5 separate regions of the Mus musculus genome follow, and regions 1, 2, 4 and 5 are each linked to region 3. A link is a loop called in an ENCODE intact Hi-C map of the cell type or tissue named here. Cell type or tissue: heart. All regions are shown on one strand. Region 1 holds the start of D130043K22Rik (RIKEN cDNA D130043K22 gene). Region 2 overlaps Ripor2 (RHO family interacting cell polarization regulator 2). Region 3 overlaps Aldh5a1 (aldhehyde dehydrogenase family 5, subfamily A1). Region 4 holds the start of Acot13 (acyl-CoA thioesterase 13). Region 5 has its middle 5.1 kb from the start of Gm22013.

Region 1 (4,000 bases), 75 kb after region 3:
GGCGTGTGCCACCAACGCCCAGCGAAACCATGTTTTTTTTTTTTTTTTTTTTTTTGGTTTTTTTGAGACCGGGTTTCTCTGTGTAGCCTTGGCTGTCCTGGAACTCACTTTGTAGACCAGGCTGGCCTCGAACTCAGAGATCCACCTGCCTCTGCCTCCCAAGTGCTAGGATTAAAGGAGTGCACCACCACGCCCGGCCGAAACCATGGTTTTTTAAGAAGCATTTGTGTAATAGTATCTTATTTTAATTATTTTCTAAATGGGCCTCTAAGTTTGGATCCTAGCACCTAGGTCAGGAAGCTTACAAATGCCTAGAACCCTAGCTCTAAGAGTTCAAACTCCATGTGTGGCATACAGGCACACTCGCACACAAATCAAAACCAAAACCAAAAGCAACAGCATCCCTCTGTATTTCCAAAGCTGGCCTCCAACACTAGGGTTTGAGCAATCCTTCACAGCTCAGCACGTGCAAATTCTATTTTTATTTTAATTCCTATAGAAATTCCACTGAGTAGGCCTTACTATTTTCTCTATTTTACAGATGAGAACAATGGGGCTTAGAGGTTATAGTTTCCTTAATATGAGGGGAGGTCGCCTCTAACAGCTGAACCACAACCCTAAGCAGACCATCTTTTCCCATCAGGCTATTTGTCACCCAACACTGTACATGCGCGCGCGCGCGCGCGGACACACACACACACACACACTCCAACCCCTGCCCCAAACAGACATCCTTATTTCCACAAATTGGTTTTAAAAGGAAAGGCTGTCTGTTGGGGGTGAGGGGCACTTAAGTCAAGAACAAACCTTAAACATACTTCTTACTTTATAACTCACCAAAGCTCTCCTTCAGCTCTCTAAACCGTGAGGATGAGAGCTCAGTGACCGTTACCTTTCTGAAAGGACACGCATCCCTGCCTCGGCATTTTACCCAGCAGCGGTGTGCTGTCTGTTCCTGTTACCGGAGGTTCTAAAAATTCCTGCTGCAGGCTTTTGTTTGTTTGTCTTGTTTCTTGTTTTATCTCCTGTTCAGTTTGCAGAGAATTCAGCTTTCTCAGTGAGTTCTAAGTTTGGAACTGAACTGAAATCTCTACTTTGCCCCATCTGCATTAGAAGTAACTAAAATCATGAGCATGAAATAAAAATGTACATGTGACACAACTTCAGTCTCTCTGAGGAACTTTCCCAGGCGCCGTGCATTTCAGGAATAAATTAATACACACATCCACCTTGAACATTTTTGTGGTTTTTAGGAAATGTGATCTACACTTTTTTCCATTATTAACACAAATGCCACTCAACTTTTCTGCTCAAGCACTAGGAAAAATATCAACATCTAACTCACAAACGAAAATGTTCAGTAAAGCCAGCAATAAAGATGAGCGTGAATATGCTCCGGCTTGCTTGCTCCCTTCAGACAATTATGAAAACAAATGGTGTTGAGAACGATGACTAGCGATTGCAGCTTTGTGATCCTGATAAATCTGTGCCATTCCTTGGAGAGAATTCAAAGAGCAGGAAGAAAAGCCTTTATACAGCGCTAAGCTTCTGGTGACGGTAAAGAGAGGAGATGAATGCATTTGGTAAGTGGTAGCGAGGTCCACGACAACAGCACTAAACGAAATTTAAAGGTAATTCTTCAGTCTAAAGCATGCAATTTGCGAGGTTGGAAAGATCCCCAAATCTCCCGCCTCCACGAAACAGGGAAACCATCAAATCATGCAACTATCTAGGATTGCTTTTCCTAGGTGTCCAGAAGAAGCCTTAGAAGTCCCCCTCTTGGCTTTTTTTTTTTTTTTTTTTTTTTTTTTTTTTTTCTGACACCACCTACCTGCTTGCTGTCGTCGTTGCTGACAGTTGGCCAGCTGGGCTGGGAGATGGGATTCTGCACCTGAGGTGGCTGCTGAAGCTAAACACTGCAAGCTCACTGGAGCTTCGTTCAACACCCCATCACCCAGTCTCATAAACACACTCATATCCTGCATCCCTAGGCAGAGGTAAGGAGGAATCCCAACTACACCCTAGCTAGAAATCCGGGGACCTGGAGTCCAGATTAAAAGCCTCTGACTAAGATACGAAATGCATTTAGCAAATGCCAGTTCTGAATGAACTTTAAAGAAACCGATTCTTAGGTTTAAGGTTAGCTGCCCAAGTCTCCCTGACTCCACCCTGCTGAGAACCCATCGATCCAAACAGGAACGCAGGCAGCTGAGTGCGGCTCTTACCTCCATCCCCAGCGATCTCCAGGCTCCGCGGTACTCCAGACTGGCCAGCCGCTGATGTCCAGTTGAGACACCTGCGAGGCACACCTGCAGGCGACACCTGCCCACCCCTGCGGCTGCACAGACAGACGCTGCGAGCCCGCGCTGGTGATTCAGCGCCTTTCTGCCTCCCGGGTTACCAGGGCGACGCATACGCACGCGCACACACGCCCCTAGGGATGGCCTGCGCCGCAGCCCGCACTGCCCCGCTAAGCAGAGGGGCCTCCGTTGCTTCCCTGCTCTGGTCCCTCGCCCACCCCTTTCCTGCCATGGTTCTGAACTGTTGAGGGGATAGACAGGTCGTCTAGAAAAATGCTCCACCCGGGGAAGCAAGCACTGCTTGGCTCAGACTACTCCAAGTCAAGTCACCTGGCCATTCAAGTCTTGTTTCCAGCCAAGCCTTTTTGCAAGACCCCCAACCCCATAACTAATCTGCTTGGTTTCAAGTGCTGCTTTCAAATCAAGGATGGTAAACTGGGCCTAGGTCGTCACAGAGCAACTCTACTTTGCAGGTTAAATGGGTGCCAAGTGCATTTCAACATTTGTGTCTTGTAGTGAGAATCTTGAGTCAGAGGAAATTCTAAGTCAGTGGAACACTGTTCCTTGTATTTTTAGTTTTGTAATAAGGACAAGAAAGTGTCTAGGAACTGGCATTAAGGGGCAGAAAGGACGGGCAGAGTATTCTTTATACATCCACGGTGGCTTAATGACTGAGTCGCACACCAGTATAAGCCTGCACTGTCATCTTTGTGGAGAAACATCAGACAGGTTACAAATGTTACTAAATGTCTCCTGTTAGAAAATGGAGATGACCCAAGAACAGAAGTCCACCCTAGGACTCATGAGGCTGAAGCAAGAGCTTCACGATTTCAAACAATAACACTCTTTCAAACAATAAATTAAAAAGCCAGATACAGTTACCAGGCCAGCCCAGGCTACTTAATGAGGCTTTTCTCTTAAGGGGAGGGGCAGTGAGATGGCTCAGCCAGTAGTAGAGGGACTTACTTTACCAAGGCTGATGACTTGAGTTAGATCTACCAGAAGACCCACATAAAATTGGAAATGACTCCACAAACTGCCCTCTGGCCTCCTCATGTGTACTTACAAACACCATACATGTAAAAGCATCATATAGGATGAACACGTTAACTAATGGAGATAAAGAGCCACTAAGGAGGTAAAGAGAATAAGCTATAAAACGGAGAAGGCCCGGGCCTTTAATCCCAGTCCTACAGTTGTAGAGGCAGCTACATCTCAAAGCCAACATGGTTTACAGAGGGAGTTCCAGGACAGCCAAGGCTACAGAGAAACCATGTTTCAAAAAAACCAAAATAGAAGACTGAGAATAAAAATAAGCATGGACTAAAAAGGGGGAAAAATCATTAATTCAGTCACTAAATGGGCTCAGAGGGCAAACACCAAACCTCACTGTAGGAAGACATTTCCTTCTCTCATGGTACATATTAATGATAGCTAGAGAAAAGATGCAGGCAGTGAAGAGATACAGAAGGCATGAGTCACAAGATGAGAATAGTTAAATCAGTGTACAACTCTCCCAGCCCTCATATAGGAGCAAAAGACAGTCATCAGAGGTCCGAATGGAGATAAACAACTACACATCCCTACAGACTAGAAAATGTGAACTTACCTTCAACTTTCCCCCTCCAAAACAACCAAACTGCTTACCACGAGAAAGAAAATCAGCTTACCTCTCCTCTGTCCGTCATCAGTGTGATGAA
Region 2 (4,000 bases), 210 kb after region 3:
TGGCTGGAAGAGAAGAGGGATGTTAATGAAGAGAGGATGATGGCAACCTGGGTCTGGTGGTAAGCTGTCCCAGGGACATTAGAGCCTGTCTTTTGTGTTTTTAAAAACCTTTATTTTGTTTTATTTTTAACAATATTTTCATTCATTCATTCATTATCTAAGACTAGGTCTCATGTAACCCAGTTTATCCTCAAACAAAGGGATAACCTTGAATTCCCAATCTTCTTGTCTATCCCCTCCGCCCCCCCCAGGCAAATTTCCCTTCTTTCCTTTTTCTTTCATCGTGTGTGTGTGTGTGTGTGTGTGTGTGTTACTGGGGATTGATCCTAGGATCTCAGGAATGCACTACCACTGAGTTACATCTCTAACCTTTTTACTAATGATTTTGAAATATGTCTTGCCCAGGGTAACCTTGATCTCACTCTATAGCACAGGCTGACCTTGAAGTGGTCTCAGTGTCCTGAGTAGATGAGATTAGATATGCCCCCACAGGCACTAGGACTGTGCTTTTCTACTGGAACTACTACAGTCTTTGTGGATTGGTAGGCGGTCCAGAGAAAAACCCCTCCTCCCTGGAGCAAAGAGACCTCAGTGACTACTCAGCTGTTTGTTCTCAAAGACAAGGCACAGCTGCTCAGCCTTGGGGAGGCCACACTAAACTCCTGTGACTTTATAGCAAAAACGCCATACAGAATAAGCCCTCGGAGGGGCCGGAACACGGCAGGGTTTGCTGGAAGAGCCTTTCCTCTGCCCCAGGCTCCCAGGTCAGTCCAAGCAGACAGCACGGGCAGGTGGCACATGCTCACAATCACACTTGTGGGTGCCTGTGATCAGGACGAGGCTGTAGTAGAGCACGAGACACAACTCATTTGCAGCCCGAATGTCTGCCATTTCTCCCACCATTTAGTTACCTGCCAAAGTCACTGCTCTTAGCAGGAATAGAAAAGAGAGGCAGAAATGCATCGGGAGAACTTCAGGGTGGGTTCAGGCTCAGTTACAGATTTCCCAGAAGTCTCTGTTTCCATTCATATCTGATGTGAAAAAGGACAAACCCTTGCCTTTATGAAAGAGTCCAGTGGCCAGATCACAAAAAGTCAAGGGTATCTACTCCATGGCATGTTCTGCTGTGAAGCTGAAGAATGGCTCAATTGGTAAAATGCTTGCCTTGAAAGCACAAGGACCCGGGTTTGAACACCGGGACCCACAGTTAAAAAGCTGGTTACATAGTGCTTGTAACCTCAGTGCTAGGGAGGGGTGAGAGAGAAACAAGAGGATCCTGGGCTTGCTGGCTAGCTAGCCTAGTGAGCTTCAGGCTAGTGAGAGATCCTGTTTCAAAAACCAAGGTAGATGGCTACTAAGGAATGAGGTCTGATCTTCGCACACATTGAACCGTCCCCCAAAGTTCTGCACCAGACACAAGCTCGGAGCCAGACTGAGGCTGGAGTATACTCAGCTGCCTCGCCACTGAGTTCCAGTGAGCATGCGTGGTCGGGCGTGCTTCGGTTCCAGGGATGGCCTGCAGGTGGCGGGCTTACCTTCCACCACAGAGGTGATGTTCCCGAGGTTCTCGTCACTCACGGCTGCCAGCTTCTGCATCACAAGGACCTGCCTCGACAGCTTCTCCAAGAGACTTCTTGCCACAAAGGGGGTTTTGCTAGAGAAGACGATTTGCTGACAAGACAAATAAAAGCCCTTTTAATGATGACAAGGGCAGTGACCTTCCCCTCCGGATCCTTCCCGAAGAGGTTGCAGAGGCAGAGCTCTGCTGCACTTTTAGTCCCAGTTTGTCAGTGTTCCTCAGGTCAGAAAAATCACACCTGGTTTTGTTACTTTCAAGCTTTTTACATATTCTGGAGATTTCTCACTGGCAGAGCTTCAATTTATTGTGAATTTTCCATTTTCTTCTCTCTCTTCTCCCCCGCCTCTCTTTTTCTTTCAGACAGGGTCTACCATGTGCTTCAGACTGGCCTGAAACTATGTAGCTCACTCTGCCCTCAAACTCATAATCCCCCTGCCTTAGCTTCCCAAATACGTGCTATAAACTCCACCCTCAGCCCTGCCCTTCGTTCTATGTAAAGTTCCGTCTCCTTGAAGATAGCAGAGGGCATTTAGGCTGTGACCTGGGGGACGAGCAGTATAGGATTTGTTTTTATGAGTGCTTGGGTTTTTCACTGCGTGGTTTAATTTCCCTGTTTCCAAGCTGAAAGTTAAGAGGATATCATCATATGGTCATTCTTGTGGTTAGAGCTATCCCAGTGTAATCCAAGAGTGCTGCCGGTATTCCTGGTGCCGTTCTGAGCCCTATACGAGTGCTAGTTCACACATGTCTCATGGTGACCTGATGAAGTGAGTCCTATTTTGTTGACAGAAAACACTTTGTGACTGAGGCACACCCAGGGTAAGTAACTGGCCCAGTGCCACAGAAACAGAGATTGGCTTCACTTGTGTTGGGGGGGGGTGGGGGGGCAGGAAAAGGAGCTCTGAGACAGGAAAGGACCTAAGCAACTCGTTGCTCCAAGGCTCTGCTCCTTCTGTGACCCTTGGAAACCTGCCCAGGTTACCTGGTAGGCAGGGATGGCAGGCATGACCCCTGGGTGATAATGACACTGCCATGCCACACTGTCTAGATCACTCGAACCCTAAAGATAAATGGAATTCTCAAACTCCAGAGTCTAACAAGTACCCAAGTGTGGTGGTGTATGCCCGTAGTCCCAAAACTCGGCAAGTAGAGGCAGGAAGGTCAGGTCAAGGTCAGCCTCAGCTACACAGCTAAGTTCTAAACCAGCTTGGGCTACAAAATAAAAGTCAAAACAAAATGAAAGTATCAGTTACACACCGATGTCTTTCCTGCCAGCAGGCACAGTGGACACAAACCTTGTTTCTAAAGTAGAAGTACAGTGAGCTCACAGAATGCCGGTTATTTATTTATTTTTTTAACTTCCTGCAATTATATATACCAAGTGGTAGGAAACACTAGGATTGTAGGGTGATAACAAGTGGGAAGTGGGGATTGTAATTCTCACTCCTTCAGCTTATATCTTTTTCTCCATAAGATTACCCATAGTGCCAGGCTTGGTGGCGCACACCTTTAATCCCAGCACTCGGGAGGCAGAGGCAGGTGGATTTCTGAGTTTGAGGCCTGCTTGGTCTACAGAGTGAGTTCCAGGACAGCCAGGGCTACACAGAGAAACCCTGTCTCAAAAAACCAAAAAAAAAAAAAAAAAAGGGAAGATTACCTATAAAATTGTTTTTTCCTAGGACAGATCTGCTCCACAAGAGAGTTGGACTGTCCCTCATGGCCCTGCTAGAGGAGCAGCATCCTGACTGACTGACTTCCCCGCTCCATGGAAGACACCTCTCATAGGTCTTACAAGAAAGCTATTTGCCTCTCAGAGGCTGGCGGTTTGCCTAGCACATTATCAGAGTCAGAGAAGATAATTAGAGACCTAAAAGGGTCTTACTCAGGTGACGGTAAGCAGTGAATAGCTGGAAGGAAACAAAAATCCTTTCTTTCTTGGCTTGATACAGCATCTACTTCTGTAGCCCAGGCTGGCCTCTCAGACGTGTAGTAGCGATCCTCTTATCTCAGCCTTGCCAGTACTGGGACTGTAGGCATGAGCACCACATCTGGGTCCATTCGCTCAGCAGGGAAAACTGCCTGCGAGAGGCTGCTCGAGGATGCTCTGGCTATAGCAGAAATACTCAACAGCTCTGCACATAGACAGGGCTCAGGTCTGGCCAGAGGCAAGGATTTTGACAGCCAGCCCATTTCCCACAGCACCTCCATGCCTCCGTTTTCCCATCAGGTGCTTCCTTCCTTTGAGGCAATGTCTTGCTATGTAGCCCAGGTTTTGTCTTGAACTCTGGATCCTCCTATGTCTATCTGCCCAGTCCTGGGATTATATGTGTGTTCCACTATGCTCAGAAAGCTATTTGTTTGCTAGAGAAAGTCATCTTCTTCTATGTTTTCTATAACTGTGTGCCTAGTGCTGTCCAGCCC
Region 3 (4,000 bases):
TAGCTTATGAAGAGGAAAGGTCTACTTTATCCATAGGTTTTGGAGGTTCCAGGCTATGATCCCTGCACCTTTGTGCCTATGGTAAAACAGCACATCATGGTAAGAACAGTGTGGCAAAGGTAACTGTCCACCTCACAGCCCCAAAGCAAAAGAAAGAGGAAACGCTTGGCTCCACGATGCCCTTTGGAGGGGTCTGAACTCCTTTTCTTGTTGCTGTGACAGATGTCTGACAGGGGCATGGAAGGAGACTTGTAGCTTTAGGGGATGCAGTTCATCATGGCCCTGAAGTCATGTCCTCAGGAGCCTGAGGTAACCTGTTGAGTTAGGTTTGCAGTCAGGAGGCAAAATCAAGTGAATGGCGTTCTCAGCTGGCTTCCTGTTTTCCTCTTTTGACTGGGTCTGCGGACCCCAGCCCACAGGTGACGAGTGTCTCCTGTGCTCGGTCACATGTCTCCTAGGCTGTCCTGTACATCAGCAATGAATGTCATCACAGGGAGCAAGCCTTTGGTGATCTAAAGACCAGGGGCTAAGCCACTACACTTGAAGCCTTCGCTTGGGAGGCGGAGGCAGAAAGATTGATGTCAGCCTGGCTACCCAGGAAGAGCCTGTCGCAAACTAAACAAACAAGCAGAAGGCCTGCCTCCATTGGTACCCACCCCTCTTGACTTCCTGTGGTAGCACCCTGACAGAAAGCAGCCAACACAAAGGTTTTGTGGGTTACTTTTTCTTTCTCATGTTCTTGTAGCTTGGTGGTCATTTCTGATTTTTTTTTAAACTCTCAATTTTTTTTATTGTATTCTCTCTAATTATTCTGACTTACAGGTTTGCATCTGCATTTTTCCAGGTGGTCTGCCTGTGTCCCGGGGGGTCCCGTGAGCACCCATGGGCTTCCCTTGGGTCTGTCCGGGGGCGTTCTCTGGGCTCCCTCCTCACATAGGTCTTATCCCGCAGGCCTCTACCCACTTGCAGTTTCTGTCTGTGGAGAAACTTGGTCCCTCGGTCTTCTCATAAATAATGTCCTGATATTTGGATTTGCTACCACATTGCTGATTTGATTTGTTTTAATACTTTGATTAACATACAAGGACATTCGCTTCATACTTATTGTTTTTGTGAGAGATTAGTGAGATTAAAAACCTTGCTAACAAAAACAAACAAACAAAAAACCTTACTAACTACTCCAGTAATATCAGTACTGGGGAGGTTGAGGCAGGAGGATGGCCACCATTTTGAGGCTAATGAGGGCTATAGAGATCTGGGAAATTCAGGACAGACCTGCTCTAGACCCTGTCCTGGCAAGGCCCAGGTCCCCAGGTCAGGTGGCTGGGGTCAGTGGCTGCTTCCCTCCTCCCCAGATCTTCACCTCTGTTGAGTTCCTCCTGTCTGTGCCTCCCTTTCCTCAGCTCTGACCCACAGGAACTAGTGAGCAGCTTCGTGAGTTTTCTCTAGACATCCTTTCCCCGCTCCACGCTGGAGTCTACAGTCAGTCAAAAAGCTTGAGATTTGCCTCAGACTGAACAGGAGGTGGCGCTAAAGCTCTTACCTAAGACACTGTACTTGGTGGATGGAACTCACATTGCTACTTAGTTATACCCATGTATTTATTTAGGAGGCTAGGAGGGTAGTTCAGTCACAGTGTGTGCTTAGCAGAGAGAGACTGTGGCTTTAATCTTTAGCACATATGTGCGTGTGAATAGACATATACACACATAGTCACACATATACATGCACATATATGGACCTAAAAGAAGGTTTTTTATTGGTGCTGATGTTAACATATTTTTAAATCTTTAATTACATTTATATGTGTATGGGAGGGGGAACTGTACCCAAACCAGAAAAGAGTATAGGATACCCTGGAGCTGGAGGGTGGTAAGCTATGGGTGATGGGAACTAAACTCGGGTTCTCTCAAAGAGAGCCATACATGCTAATAGGCACTGAGCTGTTTATCCAGCCCATAATATATTATTGTGAGGGAATAGGGTGTCCTATAGCCCAGGCTGGCCCTGAACTCACTATGTAATCGAAGATGACCTTGAGTTTGTGATCCTCCTGCCTTTACCTCCCAAGAGTTAGAGTTATAGACGTGCACCACCAGGTCAGATTCTCTTCAGTATGGTTTTTACTGTGGCCCAAGGCAACTTATGTTTTACATTGCATTCCGGGTTAAACATGTTTACTTCTGGTTCTGTTTGTTTTGTTTTTTTTCAGTTCAATCCTTGTTATGGTGTGTTTGCTGTTTCTCTTTAAAGCTTGCAAACCAGGCGGGAATCCCTGCAGGTGTCTACAACGTCATTCCCTGCTCTAGAAACAAGGCCAAGGAAGTGGGAGAGGTCCTGTGTACCGATCCATTGGTGTCCAAAATTTCCTTTACTGGCTCAACAGCAACGGGAAAGGTATGTAATGTCAGAGCCAAACAGGTGTTACTCTAATGCTTTCTATTTACAGGGTGTGAGATTACTATTGTATGGTTTTGTTTAATTTTATTGGAGACAAGGTCTACATAGCCCTGGCTGGCCAGGAACTTGCTATGTAGACCAGGCTGGTCTTGAACTCACAGAGAGATCCACTTGTCTCTCAAGTGCTGGGATTGAAGAAATATACCACCACGCCTGGCCTGTCGTGTCATTGTTGAATTGATGGTATGGTTTAAAACTCAGGACAGTGTTAACGTTGTTCGTCTTTGCCATTGCCGCAGCCCTCAATGTCACTGTCCTTCCCCCTTTCTGTAAATAATCACTTCTACTTCCCTACTACCTTCCTAGCCATTTTTTAAATCAAATCTATCAAAATAAGAATCTGTATGCTCCAGAATACATTGCATACATGTATGAACTTCTCAAAGAATAAATACAAAGATATTTAAAACAATATATTCTCATGTTTCCTTTTTCTTATGCAAAATGATATCTAAAGCAAGGTGACTTTGTGCCTACCTTAAATTTTCATCCTTGGGTAATTTTGTAAAACAAAGGTTTTAGCTGCCTTCTATGCTGGTTTTCTGTTGTTGTAAAATACGTGAGAAAAGTAACTTAAAGGAGGAGGGATGCTTGGGGACGTTTGGCTCCTGGTATAGGAGGTTCCGTTCCTGTCCATGGTCACTTGGCTCCCTTGTTTTTATCCCTGTAGTGAGGCAGAAGTCTCATGGAAGGAGGCCTTGGTGGTGAAGAGCTGCTCACCTTCTAGTGGCCAGGAAACAAAGAGAGAGAGAAAGGGGTCCAGGACCAGATACATCCTCCAAACACATTTCCCCATGACCTCCTTCCTGAGCTAGACCCCAGTCCCTAATGAATACCCCCCTCAGCTAGAATTGGTGACCACTCTTTGGACATTTGGGCCATCAGAGGAAGGTACTTTCTATGCAAACAATAACACCCTGGCCATTGATTTGGATGCTCACATTATTTTCCTCCTACTGTGCCTCCTGCAGATCCTGCTACATCACGCAGCAAATTCTGTGAAGCGTGTCTCCATGGAGTTGGGTGGCCTCGCCCCATTCATTGTCTTTGACAGTGCCAACGTAGACCAGGCCGTCGCGGGGGCAATGGCGTCTAAATTTAGGAATGCTGGGCAGGTGAGTCATGCAGAATGTTTTGGTGCTGGGGTAAGGGGATGCATATGTGTTTTACAAAGACCAAGGCCTTGCCTCTCTTCCGGTTCCTTTGTTCATCTGCTCAGTCATTGTGTAGCAAGTGTTTACCTAGTACTTTCTGTCAGGCATGAGGTAGGCTTGAATAGTCCAAAGAGAAGTAAGAGCTAGTCTGTTGCTTCAAAGCATTTCCAGAATTGCAAATGTCTTTATGTATATGTGTTTGGTGTATGTGTCTCAATGCACAGACATGTAGGCCCATGACCCCTTTCCAGTATATGCAGAAGCCAGAAGAGGATGGCTGCCATCCTCTATCACTCTCTACCTTATACCCCTGAGACAGGGTCTCTCATTGAACCTGGATCTAGATAGGCCAGCAAGCCCTGGTGATACTCTTATCTTCCCATTCC
Region 4 (4,000 bases), 89 kb after region 3:
TCGGAGGCAGGGCATTGAGACAACAGGAACAGCATACACTAAAAACAAATATTAAACCTGGCTGGTATGGTTTTTAGTTCCCACAGGCTGAGGCAAGATTGCTAGGAGCTCAATGCCGGCCTGAACTACACACAAACTTGTGCCAAACTAATCAAACTTGAAACAAACCTGTCTCAAAAGAAAAACTATCGTTCTTTGGCAAGAGGAGAGCAGATAAACTATGCAGAAACAAGGAGACTTACAGGTTACCATTCTTCAGGAGAAAATCTCTACCTCTGTTTTTTTTCTAATCTTCAGTTTACATATCACCAATATTTCAGGTCAGTAAGTGTATTTCAGTAGCCAGGGTTTCACAAACCTTTAATCCCAGTACTGGGCCAATGGAAGGCAAGCCTTGACCACAAAGGAGTTCCAAGTCAGCCTGGACATATATGGCTCAAATAAAAAGTTCGGGTAGGGAGTGCTGGAATCAGATGCAATGCTAGCAAAAGGGAGGCTGGAAGAGAGCTGGAGGTCAGGATTATTGCAAGCCTCTGTCTCGAAAAAGAACAAATAACGGTAACATTAAACAAAAATTCCATCCCAGTGTGGTGGTGGGCACTCTAAATCCAGCCCATTCGATTCTGAGGCAGGTAGATCTGTGTTTGAGGCCAACCTAGTCTACACACCAAGCTCAGGCCAGCCAGGGATAAAGGGTGAGGTTCTGCCTCAAAATACATAAAATAATCTTCAGGTTTAAGAAATAAGATAAAATAAAATAAAATAAATCACGTTGGAAGCCAGTTCTAGTATGTGCCTTCAACGTGCCAGCACTGAGAGGGCAGAAGCAAGCTGATCTGAGTTCGAGGCCAGCTTGGTTCAAATAACGACGAGTTCCAGGCCAGCCAAGCGCTACACAGTGAGACTCGTCCCAAAACAACAAAGACAAGTCCCGCTGGGAAGTGACCCTGCATCCTCGGAAGCATTCCCTGAGATTTCCAGCTCTGGGGCGCCGGCCGCCCTTTTCCAGGTCCCGGTCCTCGGACGCCCAAGCCCAGCAGGCGGTCCCTCCCCGCCCTCGGCGAGCAGCCCGCGACCCCCGTCGCTTACTAGGCCTCGGACTTGAAGGACGTGGGAGGCTGGCGCGGCCACCCTTGGTCGTTCTCTGGCAGCTCGAAGTAGGCGCTCAGGGCTTTCTGAAAAGCAAAGGCACAAGGCTGCAGGGCGCGCCCCGCCTCCCGGGGGAGAGCGGCGGAAGCGAGAGACGCGAACTGACCTGCGTCTGCCAGTCGTTCTCCCGCAGGACGCTGGGGACCATCGTGGGGTCGCATCCCCCCACCAACGCAAAGCCCAGGCACTGAAGCCGCCGCCTCTTCACCCGGTCCTCCTCCGCCTGTGCTGCTTCGGGCGCCGACGCCGCCCGCCCTGCCGGCCCTGCGGGCTCCGCCGCATCGGAACTGCTGCCAGACGCCATCGCCGCAGGGTCCCCTCAAAACACCCGCTCTTCACGCTGCTTCCCGCGCGACTGATCGCGAACGCCGGAACCTGCGCAGGCGCGCAGCGTGCAAGCGCGTCCGCGTCAACCTTCCGGCAAGAAGACCGCCCTCTCTGGTCCCCGTCCGCGGCCAGCGAGGCGCAGATGGGGAGGGGGAGGGGGAGGGGAGGGGAAGGAGGGGCCGAGGAGGCCTGAAGGTTGCGCGTGCGCGCTGGGGCGCTAAAGAGTGAAGGTAACCCGTGATCATCTAGGACCAGGGCGACCGGGGCGCGCGATCCTTTCTCCCGAGCACGACGCGACAGCGGCCGGGCTTGCAGACTTGACCTTCCACACCCTTGTCCTCTCACAAACGTCTCTTCCAGAGTTCATTCTCGCAGAGCCCAGACTCTTGCTTTGCGTCCACGATGAGCAGCATGACCCAGAACCTACGAGAAGTAATGAAGGTTATGTTCAAAGTTCCCGGTTTTGATAGAGTTTTGGAAAAGGTATATTTATTGTAGGCGAAGTATCTGGTGAAGGGGACGAACCTAGTAAAACACCTTAGTGGCCTCGCAAACGCAGGGGAAGTGCGTGGCGTGGATTCTCATCGAAACGTAAATAAGCATGTTTGGTTTTTTGTTTTTTGTTTTTTTTTTAACCAGCAAACTGTTGGAGTGTGTGGAGAAAAAATGTCAGCGTACCATTTAAGGGACGCTGGAGCCTGCAGGGCTAGTATATAGGAATTGTTTCTTAAGAGTCAAGGAGGTTTGAGGTACGGAAGTGAATGCGAGAACCACCTGTACGTGTGTTGTATTTCTTGCTTTTGAGACTAGGTCTTTGTAACTAGGTCTATGTAACTATGTAACGTTTGTTGGCTGAGAACCCTTGTAGTCCAGGCTGGCCTGGGAGTCTACAGAGTTAACCAGGACCAGTGCCTGCACCCTGCCATTCCACATGAACTAACGTAGACTACTGTTTTCCAGACTTTATAGACATTGTGTTCTATAGGAAGCAATCCTTAATAAATATCCGTAGCAGAAGTCCAGTGCGTGGTATTGTCAGAGTAGAAAGACACTTAACCTTAGAACTTGCTGCAGACTTTTTAATAAATGTTTTAATGCACGCATGTCTATTTTTCTGATTAAGAAAAAATACTTGGAAATTTAAAAAGAATTTGGGCATGAAATATAAATTTTGGTCAACAACAGGCATTTGAAATCTTTTTCCTGAACACGCCCCCTCTTAGAATTTTTTAACTATGTTCATAAAGTGTCAAAAAAATAGGAAATAACCCTTAGGTAAATATATTTAATGTTTTCCAATAGGAAATATTTCAAAACTAAGGACAGCATTTGACAGTGACTTTTAGAAAGATAATATTACCTAAAAAGAATTTTAATGATTTAAGAGGAAATTTTAATTCTTTAAAAACAACCAAAAACAACTTTATGAGGACTGGGATGTAGTTAATCCAAGCTTGCAGGTGGGAGCCCGTCATTGACAGGGTTGCAGGTGGGCACCTGTCGTTGACAGGGTTCCATAGCCACTTCTCCGTAAGCTTTCCTCACCCTCCTGGGTATTAGAATATTTTGTAACGTATTTATTTGGTTTTATTTATTTATTTATTTTCTATTATTTATTTAAGTTCTATCCAGAACTTGACATGTAGACCAGGTCATCCTGGATCTCACAGAGATTGATCAGCCTCTGCTACTTGAGTATTGGGATGAATAGTATGTGCCACAGCATCTGACTGTTTTTTTGTGAGGTAATTTTGACATTGGTTTGATTGCCTTTGAGTAACTAATTAAAATTCTCATACCTACGTTCAGCTTGGTACCTGCCTGTAATTCCAGGCTAAGGGAGGCTGATGCAGGCTAGCTTGTAAGCTAGTTACATAAACAAATCCCTCAAAAAAAAAAAAAAGTGATTTTTTTTTTAAAACACTTAATAGTTGAAAATTAGCATAAATCTCACATTTGTAGTATGGCTAGCCACACTGCACAAGTTTATTATTTATAGGTAGCAGCTAGTGGCTGTTAAACTACATGGGGTCGATAATATAATAATAGTTATTGTGTGATTGATAACTTATGACAGACAGATAAGAGGTTGTTTTGGTTTTTTTTTTCTTTTTTTTTCTTTTTTTTTTTATTACGTATTTTCTTCAATTACATTTCCAATGCTATCCCAAAAGTCCCCCCCCCACACACACACAAGAGGTTGTTTTATGTGGGATGAGAAGCTAAGACTAAAGTATATATTTTTGTATAATGGCATGTATATGTGTATGTGTGGGTTTTGTGATTTCCTTTTTTTTTTTTTTTTTTTTTGTTTTGTTTTTCGAGACAGGGTTTCTCTGTATAGCCCTGGCTGTCCTGGAACTCACTCTGTAGACCAGGCTGGCCTCGAACTCAGAAATCCTCCTGCCTCTGCCTCCCGAGTGCTGGGATTAAAGGCATGCGCCACCACCGCCCGGCTGTTTTGTTTTTTGAGACAGGATCCTGACTGGTCTGAAACTTGTATTGACTTTCCATGCCTCTGTCT
Region 5 (4,000 bases), 440 kb after region 3:
CACTGTGGTAGACGATTAGGCAGGGCCCATCCTTTGGAATACCAGAGGATCACTAACACACAAGGCCTCTCAGGGCTGTGCCCTTTGGCAGTGTGATATCTGTGGCCACACCACCTAGCTTGGTTTATGAGCAAAAACTCCACTTCCTGAACATCCATGGGCTGGGGCTGGGAACACACTAAGAATCCACTGTCCTCTTTTCTAAAGAAAAGAGAAGAAAGAAAAAAGAGAAGAGAAGAGAAGAGAAGAGAAGAAAAGAGAAGAGAAGAGAAGAGAAGAGAAGAGAAGAGAAGAGAAGAGAAGAGAAGAGAAAAGAGGAAGATAAAAAGAAAAAAAAAAACCAAAAGAGTTTTCAGCATTAGAGGAGTGTCTTGGTTTCCTCTATTTCATCTTTTTTAAAAAAAATCTTATTTACTTTATTTTATGTGTGTTGGTGTTTTGCCTGAGTGTATGTCTATGTAGGAATGTCAGATCTTGGAGTTACAGACGCTGTGAGCTGCCATGTGGATGTTGGGATTTGAACCCAAGTCCCCTGGAAGGATAGTCAGTTCCCCTAACCACTGAGCCATCTCTGGAACCCCGTGTCTTAGGGTCTCTAGTCCTATTATAAGACACCATGAAGAGCAACTAGAGAAGGAACGGAAATAAATGGAAATCAGTACAGGATCTGAAGGCAGGGACCTGGAAGCAGGAACTGAAGCAGAGGCCATGGAGGAACAGTGCTCATTGGCTTGCCCACCATGGCTTGCTCAGCCTGCTTTCTTACACACCCAGACGCCCCCCCCCCACTAGGCTGCATCCTCTCAAACCAATATTTAATGGAGAAAATGTTCTTAGAGTTTCCTCTAGGCAATCTGATGGAGGCATTTTCTCATTTGAGGTTCATCTTCTCAGATAATGTCTAGGTTTGTGTCAAGTTGACAAAACCGGACTAAGCCAGGGACTCTAGTGTTTTTGTATTCACTGGACAGCACATCCATAAATAAAGGCCTTAGTCAGGCTTGTTTTGATGCCTAGTCTCCCAAAGATGTACAATTAGAAAAGGAGCAGGCAGGAGAAGGCAATGACCCAGAAGACAAGAAGAAACGTGGCTTTGTCTAATGAAGCAAAACTCAAACTGTTCTCTATGGCATTATGAAAACACTTCTTTCTTTGGATACAGCTATACAAAGTTTCTCAGAGTTTGCAGGGAAAATAGACACTTGCCAATCAGAGGTAAGTCTGTAATTCTTATAAGCTCAGAACTGTGGAATGGAGGGAGGAAGAGAGCTGAGAGTCTGAGAGCATCCCGGGTTACACACCAACATCTTGTTTTAGAAAAGAAATATACGATCTGATTATCCTCAATCTGAAAGGCAGAAGGAATGAAGATGTCGTATGCCCTCACAAGAGCTCTTCTTTTACAAGATGTAACCTGAATGCCTTAGGTGGTTCCCCATAAAAACGGGTGATTCCTGGAACGGAATGTGCTGGAAGGAAGCCTTCCTCCCCTTAGGTGCTCCTGAAGAGAATAGCTTCTCTGTAAGTCTCTCAACCAAATAGCTCAATAACCTCAAACAGCTCAACAGCCTCAAAGAGCTCAATTGGTGCTGTGCAGTGCTCTTCTGTCACCTACTGACAACTTTGGCTCATTGCAGTTTCCCAGGCCTTGGTGTGTTGTCCAGCTCAAATTAGAGTAGTTCAGCGTGTCCAAAGGAAAAAGTAAATATCTTTACATTCTGGACAGCTATCCTATTTTCTCAATTGTCTTCGGTCTTCTACTGCTAAAATAATAATACATGTTGCTGGAGAGATGGCTGAGTAGAGATGTGCCTGCCACAGAGCTTACCCTGCAGGGTATGTGTGGCCCCTCCTCCCAGTAAATAAATCCGGCTTGAGAGATGGTTCAGTGGTTAAGAGTCTCGTTGCTCTTGCAGTCACCCCAGGTTTGATACCCAGCGCCCATATCCAGTTGCTCACAACTGCCCGTAACTCTAGCTTTGTAGAATCTGCTGCCATTTTCTGGCCTCGGCAGGCACATGCGTGTGGTACACATACAAACAACCACACAAACACATAAACAAACAAACAAACAAACAAATAAATATACTATCTAAAAAGAAACACATTTATTAATTAAAAACAAAATAACATGTCAAACAGAGTCTTATATTTTTTGTAATTTAATGTCTTGTGATTGGTATAAGTACTGTATATTTTAAAGTATTTGTTAGGTTTTTTTTTTTCATAAAATATGATTACCCTTAAGGCATTTAGGAAATCATGGGTACATTCGTGTGTGCATGTGTGCACGTGTGTACGTGTGTGTGCACTCGAGAGAGTGTATTCACAGTGGTGGTGTTTTTGGGGGATGGCCTGGGGCTTATATAGACTGATGTAGTACTGTTGAACTATATCCCAACCTCTGAAGGTATTTTAAGAGAGAAATAGTCTGTGATGGTCAGGTCTGCTTGTCAACTTGGCACATCCTAGATCTACCTGGAAACAGAGTCTCAGAGAGGGACTGTGCAGAAGAGTGAGGTTGGCCTGTGGGCATATCTGTGGGGCAATCATTCTGATCCCATTAATTGAGGTGGGGAGATCTGCCTATTGTGGGTGTCACTGTTCCCAGGGTTTGGGGCGGGGAGCAGATAAATGTCAAGAGGGTGCTGAGCAAAAGCAGGCATCCATTTGTTCCCGCTCTACTCTCACTGTGGACGTGACAGGCTGCTGCCAGTTCCTGGCTTCACTGTTCCAACACGGAGAACTGTAGCTTGTGACTGTAGACAAACAAGCCTCCTGCTCTGAAGTCGCCTTTGTCAGGATATTTTATCGTAGCAAGAATGTGATCAGAACTTAGTCTATATTGCAAATAGCAGAGGGAGGAGTCTTTGCAGAATCAGTGTTGTGGAACTCCATGGAAAATCAGCAAAGGCATAGGAGCATATGCAAATTATGTAAATACAGACTCCAGGGCGGTCATACGCACAGGCCTGTCCATGCCTTGGAAGACTGAGCCGATGTCAGCAAAAGCCACAGTTCAGTTACCCAGCCTCAGGAATTCTAGCCAATGGAAAGAATCTAAATGTATCACATGCGCGCACACAGACACACACACACAGAAAAAGCATGCTCACATAAACTTGCATATACACACAAAACCACGTGTACACACTATTAGGTATTCTCTTATTTTAATATAAAAATTAGATCGTTCTTGGAACTCACAGAGACTTGCCTCCTTCTGCCCACAGAGTGCTGGGAGAAAAGGCATGTACCAGCCTAAAAGTTATATTTCTTATAACATAATTTTCTAAAAATAAACTTTATACCTTTTTGGATCAGTAAACAACAAAAAACCCTACATTGTTTTCATGGGTGGCGACATTTGTTATTTTACTTTTGTATACTTATTATTTACATGGTGTTTATTTGTACAAGAGGAATACATTTTAATGGAGATAATTACCAGTTGAAATCATGTCAGTTTTTAAAGTATAATACTTCAAAAATGATGACTACTAGCCTACTAATTTGTCTGCAAGAGAAACCAAAAGATTGGCTTGATTTCTCTAATGTGCCAGGAATGCAGTTAGAAGAAAGAAGGGGGGGAAGGAAGAAGGAGGAGGAGGAAGAGGAGGAGGAGGAGGAAGAGGAGGAGGAGGAGGAGGAGGAGGAGGGGGAGGAGGAGGAGGAGGATGTGGGGGAGAGAAGAAGAAATCCCTGTATTTTTCCCTACAGCAGTGGTTCTCAACTTCCCTCATGTTGGGACCCTTTAATACAGTTCCTCATGTTGTGGTGACTCCTCCCCCTACCATGAAATTATTTTCATTGCTACTTCATCTTTGTAGTTTTGCTGCTGTTATGAATCATAATGTAAATATTTGTGTTTTCTGATGGACATAAGTGACCCCTGCAAAACAGTCATTCAACCTCCAAAGGGGTCATGGCCCACAGGTTGAGAACCACTGCCCTAGACAGCGATGGCTGTGACCCCACTGGTAGAAGCAGAGCTCATGGA

What was found. A loop is a pair of places that touch in the nucleus more often than their neighbours do. Peaks named below come from ENCODE experiments on the same cell type or tissue, not always from the same donor. Only the 100,000 strongest peaks of a DNase experiment are listed, where the experiment ranks them.
Region 1: it touches region 3 in a loop (2.4-fold over the local background); 5 of 42 quality-filtered maps call a loop at or near these places.
Region 2: a loop joins it to region 3, with 6 times the contacts of the local background. A loop is called at or near these places in 12 of 42 quality-filtered maps.
Region 4: it touches region 3 in a loop (2.2-fold over the local background); 5 of 42 quality-filtered maps call a loop at or near these places.
Region 5: it touches region 3 in a loop (10-fold over the local background); 14 of 42 quality-filtered maps call a loop at or near these places.

Annotation. Positions count from the first base shown.
Region 1 is chr13:24,843,525-24,847,524 of GRCm38, reverse strand. It overlaps D130043K22Rik (RIKEN cDNA D130043K22 gene), which reads right to left and starts at 2,394. Exons shown (of 21, transcript NM_001081051.2): 1 at 2,226-2,394. In heart, no CTCF peak of the experiment used is centred here; a DNase peak (open chromatin) is centred at 2,434; H3K4me3 peaks cover 858 bases; H3K27me3 peaks cover 407 bases.
Region 2 is chr13:24,711,293-24,715,292 of GRCm38, reverse strand. It overlaps Ripor2 (RHO family interacting cell polarization regulator 2), which reads right to left. Exons shown (of 23, transcript NM_029679.2): 17 at 1,536-1,671; 18 at 1-3. Among named protein-coding and RNA genes, the nearest start is that of Armh2, 28 kb to the left of the region's middle. In heart, no CTCF peak of the experiment used is centred here; DNase peaks (open chromatin) are centred at 1,512 and 2,512; H3K4me3 peaks cover 653 bases; H3K27me3 peaks cover 39 bases.
Region 3 is chr13:24,918,076-24,922,075 of GRCm38, reverse strand. Aldh5a1 (aldhehyde dehydrogenase family 5, subfamily A1) reads left to right here. Exons shown (of 10, transcript NM_172532.3): 5 at 2,254-2,397; 6 at 3,432-3,575. Among named protein-coding and RNA genes, the nearest start is that of 4932702P03Rik, 14 kb to the right of the region's middle. In heart, a CTCF peak has its summit at 1,517 (motif pointing right); a DNase peak (open chromatin) is centred at 1,493.
Region 4 is chr13:24,829,185-24,833,184 of GRCm38, reverse strand. It overlaps Acot13 (acyl-CoA thioesterase 13), which reads left to right and starts at 1,696. Exons shown (of 3, transcript NM_025790.2): 1 at 1,696-1,959. The coding sequence starts at 1,879. Tdp2 (tyrosyl-DNA phosphodiesterase 2) reads right to left here and starts at 1,526. Exons shown (of 7, transcript NM_019551.2): 1 at 1,256-1,526; 2 at 1,090-1,175. The coding sequence starts at 1,453. In heart, no CTCF peak of the experiment used is centred here; a DNase peak (open chromatin) is centred at 1,584; H3K4me3 peaks cover 2,740 bases; H3K27ac peaks cover 2,241 bases.
Region 5 is chr13:24,479,683-24,483,682 of GRCm38, reverse strand. No RefSeq gene overlaps it. Among named protein-coding and RNA genes, the nearest start is that of Gm22013, 5.1 kb to the left of the region's middle. In heart, a CTCF peak has its summit at 1,619; no DNase peak of the experiment used is centred here; H3K27ac peaks cover 754 bases.